Regions from separate parts of the Homo sapiens genome. Here region 1 is linked to region 2. The links are chromatin contacts, found by Hi-C in ENCODE. All regions are on one chromosome and are shown on one strand. Each heading gives the region's core, a stretch centred on a gene start or an enhancer-like site at or near the end of the contact. The rest is flanking DNA. Distances are from core to core; before and after follow the strand shown. Region 1 holds the start of ARHGAP26-AS1 (ARHGAP26 antisense RNA 1). Region 2 holds the start of SPRY4 (sprouty RTK signaling antagonist 4).

Region 1 (3,411 bases), core at 437-2,936, 540 kb after region 2:
CCGTGTGTCACGGAAACGAGAAAAATGCTATGGAGAATTTTGTTTCATTCTAAGATTTGCACAGGGTGTGTGTGTGTGTGTGTGTGTGTGTGTGTGTGTGTGTGTTTTGTTTGTTTTTGCTAGTACAATGCCAGGAGTCTGGGCTGCAGAATGGTATTTACAAGGGACTGTAACTTGCTTTTCTTATAATGAAGCACATCGAACTAGGTTTAAACTGCTACATACAGACTTGGGGAAATGGGGAGTCGTTGGAAATGCCTCTCTCCAAGCACAGTTTCTGATTGGATATGTTCTCAGTTTTCCCAGATACGGGGAGAAAGAAAAGAGCGATCTCTGGGGACTCTTCCTTAAACCATTTTAACTGCAACCTGGGGCTTGTGCTGGGGCTAAGAGAGGACAGTTGGTTGTGGCCAGCAGTTGGGTTGTATGTAGCTCATTTCTCCAGCTTCCTTGGTATAGGTGAGGTTTTATTTTATGCTCCTGCTGGTGGTAGCTCTCCCTCCAGCTCTGTGGGACTCTTCCTCAATGGACAACATGAAGGGAGGTGGTCACATGCTAATAGGAAGCACATTCCCACATATATATCAGGCTCTAGCCAGACTTACATAAGTTGGAGAGTTTGTCCTAACTTACCTGCTTTTTTTTTCACATGTCAAACATTGAGTTGGGAGGTTCACCTCTGATGAAGGCTAATGGACTTATGGAGTGCCCAACTTCCTCTCTCTTTGTTCTTTCTGCAATACCTGCTCTCAGTCAAGCAGTAGAGTGTTGGGCTTTGGGGATAGAGTGGTGAGCATGAAGGGATATGATCCTCATCCTTATAGAATGTACTAGTTGGGGAGGCATTACTTGAAGAGAAGAATTACCTGAACAAATATAAAATTGCTCTGAAGAAAAGATCTATAGTATAGTACTCAGAGAGTGAGAAATAGGGTTGGGTTTGGCCTGATTAGAGAAGTCAGGGAAGGCTTCCTGGAGGAAAGAACTTTTGGGCCAAGGGCTGCAGGCAGAGGTGGCATGTGGTGGCAGGTAGGAGTTGGGCATGCCCCGGGAACTGGCAGAGGCTGGAGCAGCTGGAGCCCAGAGAGGGGTGTGGGGAGGCCAGACCCTGCAGGGCCTCTCAGGCCTTGGGAGGGACTTTCGTCTTCACCTCCAGAGCTCTGGGAAGCCATCACAGGGCTCACTGCTGGTATTGACACAACTGGGTGGAGAACTGATTTGACGGACAAAAGTGGATGTGGGGAGGCCAGAGAGGAGCAGTTGCAGTTATCTGGGCAAATGGAGGTGTTTTGTTTAGGGGTTGCTGATAGTGATGGGAAGGAGTGGGCAGAATTGAGATGTGCTTAGGAGACTTGGGAATGGACATGGCACATGAGGGAGCCTGCTGTGTGAGAGGATGACATGTACTGGTGACTTGTGCGGCAGGGTGAATGGTGGTGCCCTTCGTTACACTGGGGATGCAGGAAGAGGCCCTCGGCTGGCTCTCTGGGGAGAGGGTGGCAGAGGGTGTTTGAGTAGAGAGAGTTTTGTTTTGAGTGTGTTGAGTTTGACCTAGGAATGGGGGTGTGGGCTAAACCTGAAGTCTCTCTGGGGCTCGTGTCCATCCATGTCTCAGCTGTCTGTCATGGGTCCTCTCTGGAGACTCTCAGGTATTCCACCTGTAAGCCAGCTTGTGTTTCCTTGCCCGCTCACATCGTACAACAGGTTTGGAGGGACACTGTGTCCAGCCCTGTCCGAGGCACTCTTTGTGCATTGTGACATGAAGCCATTCATGACTAGTTCCAGAATTATTCCAAATACAAGGTGATGAGGCACAGAGAGTAACTGGCGTCCAGGAAAGGAAGAGATTAACAAGGCCCGGGGACTTTGGTATTCTTGAACTTTAGGCAGCCATGAGGCCAATCCTGTTGCAAGTTCTAACCTCAATGATGGCCTTTCTGAGCTGTAATCACTTTCTTTTCTTTTCTTTTTCTTTTTCTTTTTTCTTTTTTTTTTTTTTTTGAGACAGCGTCTCACACTGTCGCCTAGGCTGGAGTGCAATGGTGCAACCTCGGCTCACTGCAGCCTCAGCCTCCCGGGTTCACGCGATTCTCCTGCCTCAGCCTCCCTGAGTAGCTGGGATTACAGGTGCACACCAGTACACCCGGCTATTTTATTTTATTTTTTTTTGTATTTTTAGTAGAGATGAGGTTTCACTATGTTGGCCAGACTGGTCTCGAACTCCTGACCTCATGATCCACCCGCCTTGGCCTCCCGGAACTGTAATCACTTTCTAAGTCCAAAGGGAAAGATGTGACTGAGCAGCAAAACATTTCAAGGGTAGTTAATACACAATTTTGGTAACTTTGGAGGTCACAAAGGCAATAGATGCACTGAAAATACAGTAGTAAGGTTACCTGAGTCCATGTTTGTGTGTGCACATGTATGTTAAGTTTTACCCAAGGAGAAAAAGGAAATGGCTTGACTTGTGGTATTACTGGTACAACTTGTATAAAATTAAGGTAGATTCTAATTTTTAAAAAATTATGGTAAACCTTCTGTGTTAGTGAAAGTTGGATCTATTTGGGTTAAATTCTCTTAAATCCGGTGCAGATTAATATCTGCTGGCATCTCCAAGAAAAGAAGGGCACTTCCTCTAGTCCCTGAGTGAGCAGGTGGCTCTGGGAGCAGTCTCTCAAGGCCCAAACTTCTAGCTGCTTCCATATTTCTTAGCCATCTGGTCCCCTCACTCAGAGAAGCACAGCCCTACCTACTCTGGAAAGCAGATACTTGGCCTCCCCAGATGCCGGCAGTTATGACTTCCCTCCACTCTGGCCAGCATTCTGCTTTTCTAGCAACAGATGTTTCTGCAAAGTAAATATTATTGACTCTGCTTGGCTCCTTGCTGTGTCTTGCACTGCCTGCACATGAAACAGCAGGGTTATATGAGGAGGGTGCCACGACGCTTGGCATGCACCCAGCACCAGTGCCAGCCTCTTCTCTTTTCTCTCTCCTCTTATTGGAATGTGTGTGTTAGATTCCTGTGTGCATCAGAGGGAAAGCTCTTGAAATAAATCTTTGGGCTGCTCCATATCCAAGGTGAAAATCTACATAAGATACCACCAATCTTACTGGATTGAAATTGGCAAGAAGCAATGGTTTTTAGGTAGAGAGTTCTCTTTTTAGTGTTGTTTTCAATCTCTCAAGTAACATAGAGGGTTTACCTTAATGGGGTGAAGTGGTATGGTGTTCCCACATACTACAAGGATCTCAGTTCACAGGACTTAAGTCACAGGTCCTCTCCTTAGTGGCCTTGCACTCTTAGGTCAGTCCTTTAACTTCTCCGAGCTCCAAACAGTTATTCATGCTTACCTTTCCTGGTTCCTCTTACTGGAGGATTCATATATGAGGAAAGAATAGCCCAGCTATACC
Region 2 (3,229 bases), core at 532-3,031:
AGAGACTTGTCAGGGAGGTTAGTGCCTCGGTCAGCTACAGACACAGACGAGTGCTTGCTCCCGCCCCTCTGCAAGTTCTTTGGCCTCCAGTGTGTCTGGCCTCTCCCAAAACTGGAGAGAATCACGCCACTGATTTGGAGGCAGGAAAGAAGGGGATGCCACTAGGTTTGGGCACCCCACTGTACACTCTTCTTTCCAGCACTAACCGCGCTGGGGGGTACGGAAGCCTTGCTGCGCCAGAAGGCGGCCTCCTGCCCTCACAGAGGCCTTGGCAATATGGATGCCCCTCCAGCAGCTGGTGAAAGAGGCAGCCAGCAGCTCCCTACTCTGCCTACCATCTAGCCCCTCCAGCCCATTTCGCCTCTCTTGCCCATCCTTCAGCCCTATAAGCCACGCAACCATTTTCTGTCTCCCCTGCCTCTCCTGCCCACAACCCCCTGCCCCCAATCAAGGAGAATTGAGAAACCGTCTTCTTGCACAAGAGCAGCTACTGTCTAAATGCTTTTTGATCGTCTGCATGGAGGGGGAACTGGGCACAGCCCTGGACCCAGTGATGGAGCCAAGCTCTAGCTGCCCTGGCTAGCCAAACCCGCCCTCACCCAGCTCACTGTCCCCGGGGTCTTGGCGATTCAGAATTTGTCAGAACATACCGTCTCTATCCTCTTCTCTGTGATGTCAAGCCTGGTACCACCAAGAAGGAAGGAGGGAAAGCAGGAGCCTTATCTCTCCTACATTCGCAACCTCTTCCTCCAGCTCCCACACGCCTGGTGTTATGTAAACGCACCTTCAACCCCCACCGCAGCCCTAGCGCGGCCTGGGGGCTCCGGGGCCTGGCACAGCTCGGTGCCCGAGGATAGGGAGGTACAGGGTGGCCGAGGAGCCTCAGGCCTTACAGAGGCCAGGCAAGAAAAAGTCAACTGCAAGGCAGTTGCATAGCATAAAATGCGGCAGCGGAGCAAAGGTCAGACGGCGAGGAACCGCCTCGCCAAGGAGAGGGAGTAGGAATGCCCAGTCCTGAGCCAGCCCCTCGCTGACCATCGAGGGAGAGGCAGAAGGGGAGGGAATTCAGTCCGTCACGGCTCCGAAGAGAAAGAAAAAATCTACGTCGAGCATAGGCCGCTACGGCGGGCTGGGAGATACACGGCAAAGCTGGCACCGTGGGCACCGAGCTGGGAGGTGGGCGAGCCGCCCAGAGCGAGGGCGCCCCCCGACCCAAACGGTGGCTCCTGACCAAGCCCAGAGACGCCCGTTCCAGCGTTCGAGGCGGATGGTGGCAGGAGAAGGAAAGAGGCCAGGCCAGAGGCAAACTCCCGGGACACGCACGGGGCTTCCCGAGTCTCAGAGGGCGGGGAAGCCGGGCTTGGCAATGCCCAGGGGTCGGAAACGGCGGTGCCAGGCTGTGAACACCCCCGGCGCCGTGCCGGCCGGGCCGAGGGCGTCAGGGAGCTGCGGCGCACCGCAGCGACTCAAGGAGGCGCAGGCTGAGGGAAGGAACACTGAGGCGCGCCTAGAAATAGCGCACCATTTGCCCCAGCCCAAGGGGGGAGTCGCGTCGCGGCTCAGAGAGGGGCAGTTTCAGATCTCCAAACCAGCCATGGACTTACTTTGAGGAGCTGCAGGGTCACAAGCATCGCCCCACGTCTGTGTAAATCCTGAAGCCGGGGCAGGTTAGCCGCCGCTGTACTCGCAGACGCCGGTCGGAGGAACCGGCAAGGCTCCCTGCGCTCCACAGCGCCAGCTCCGCGCTGTCAGCTCAGCTCGCTACCTCCGCGGCGATGTTGCAACCACTGCCTGGGAAAATGGCTTTTTTATGAATGGGAGGGAAGGGAGCGCCAGTGCGCACGCGTGCCGTTCGCGATTCTATGAATGGGTGGGCACAACAGACCCTGAGCGCGCATGCGCTCCGCTCCTTTTTTTATGAATGGGGGGCGGGAAAAGATCTTAACCCGTGATTGCTGGGACTGGCTCAAGCTCCACCAGGAGCCGTCGTTCTTTTACAAAGAGGGGTGGAGGTTCCAGTGGAGGCTGTTGTTGCCTTTTTTTTTTTTTTTTTAATGAATGGAGGGCGGCGGCGACTGCTGCAGCTGGGCCAGCTGCGCGGGCTGCACCCCCTCCCAGCCTGCGAGAGGAGGTAAAGGCCACCTTCACGCCACTGCGGGCCTGGGCAGGAACCGTCAGTGTCGCTGGGGGGTGGGGGACGCTGCGGCCTCCGGATCCCGGGTTGAGAGCAGGGTGGTGGAGGGCACACCTAGATCTGGGGATCTCTGCCCCCCGCAGGCAGTCAAAAGGGGGGGCGGGAGGACCCCTACTGGGGGCCTTCTCTTGCTCTAGACCAGAGACGCCAGGCGGGAGGGGTCTTGAAGCTGCGTTTACCAAAAATTAGGAAAATGTCCATCATTCATATCAAAGGGTGGGGTGAGGATTGGTGAGTGAATCTGGTTCTTTTTCCTGAGGCTGAATCTCTCGTGAGTGCTGGCCGCCCCTCCCCCCATTTCTTGGGTGTAGACAGTGACTGGGCCCAGGCCTCTTCCGGCTCCAGTACCCCCCGGGGCGATTCTGGCAACTCAGCCAGAGGAAGCCTGGCCCTCGCCTCCCAGCGTTCCCCCCGCCCCCCGCCCCAGTGCAATGTCCGCAGTGCCCGGGCGTCTGCCCGCTCTCTGTCGCCCTAGCTAGGTGTCCTTTCTCTGTCCCAGTCGGTTTCCCAGCCCTCACAGGACGCTGGCCTGAGGAGCCTCGGTCCACCGAAGGCCCACGGCCCTTCGCTGTTGTAGGCGCCTTTCCCCAATATCCCCCACCTCTCACCGGCCTCCCCTCCGGGGAAGTGGGAGCGGCCGAGAACTGGCCAGGTGGATGGGTGGAGCCGGCTGCGCCGAGGATGCTGCCGGGGTGGCCTCAGGATTAAATAACAACGGGGCTCTTGAGCCGCAGAGGAAATGGAAATGGCTGGGGATCCTTTCTTCGCTGTTAATGATGGTGGCGTTGGGGGGCGGGGGTGAGGATCAGCTCAAGCCGGTGAAAAGAAAAGCCCCCGCCATTAGGCCTGACTCCAGGAAGGCGGGGAGCCCTCGCAGCAGGCCCTGCTCCTCCCTGGAACGGAGGAGCCTGTAGCCTCCGGGAAGTCCGGGGCGGGGGGTGGCTTTGATGCGTGGATAAGAGCAGAGTCTGGGCCAGGGCTTGGCCCTGAGTCCCTTGTAAGGTCTGTCTTGCCGCTGTTCTGGCCGCACGGGGA

Evidence for each region. Hi-C counts contacts between places; a loop is a spot of excess contacts on that map. Pooled maps may share reads with other maps.
Region 1: a map of A673 shows a loop between it and region 2 (2.5-fold over the local background). The contact joins the promoter of ARHGAP26-AS1 here to the promoter of SPRY4 in region 2. A Hi-C loop is called at or near these places in 1 of 168 maps with a recorded cell type or tissue (A673) and 1 of 50 pooled maps.

Annotation. Positions count from the first base shown.
Region 1 is chr5:142,867,224-142,870,634 of GRCh38, forward strand. ARHGAP26-AS1 (ARHGAP26 antisense RNA 1) reads right to left here and starts at 1,687. Exons shown (of 6, transcript NR_046680.1): 1 at 1,577-1,687; 2 at 634-866. All of the region lies in intron 1 of ARHGAP26 (Rho GTPase activating protein 26), which reads left to right. RefSeq lists a silencer at 1-95.
Region 2 is chr5:142,323,240-142,326,468 of GRCh38, forward strand. It overlaps SPRY4 (sprouty RTK signaling antagonist 4), which reads right to left and starts at 1,782. Exons shown (of 2, transcript NM_001127496.3): 1 at 1,605-1,782. It overlaps SPRY4-AS1 (SPRY4 antisense RNA 1), which reads left to right and starts at 2,054. Exons shown (of 4, transcript NR_120664.1): 1 at 2,054-2,131. RefSeq lists enhancers at 1-744, 745-1,707, 1,189-1,248.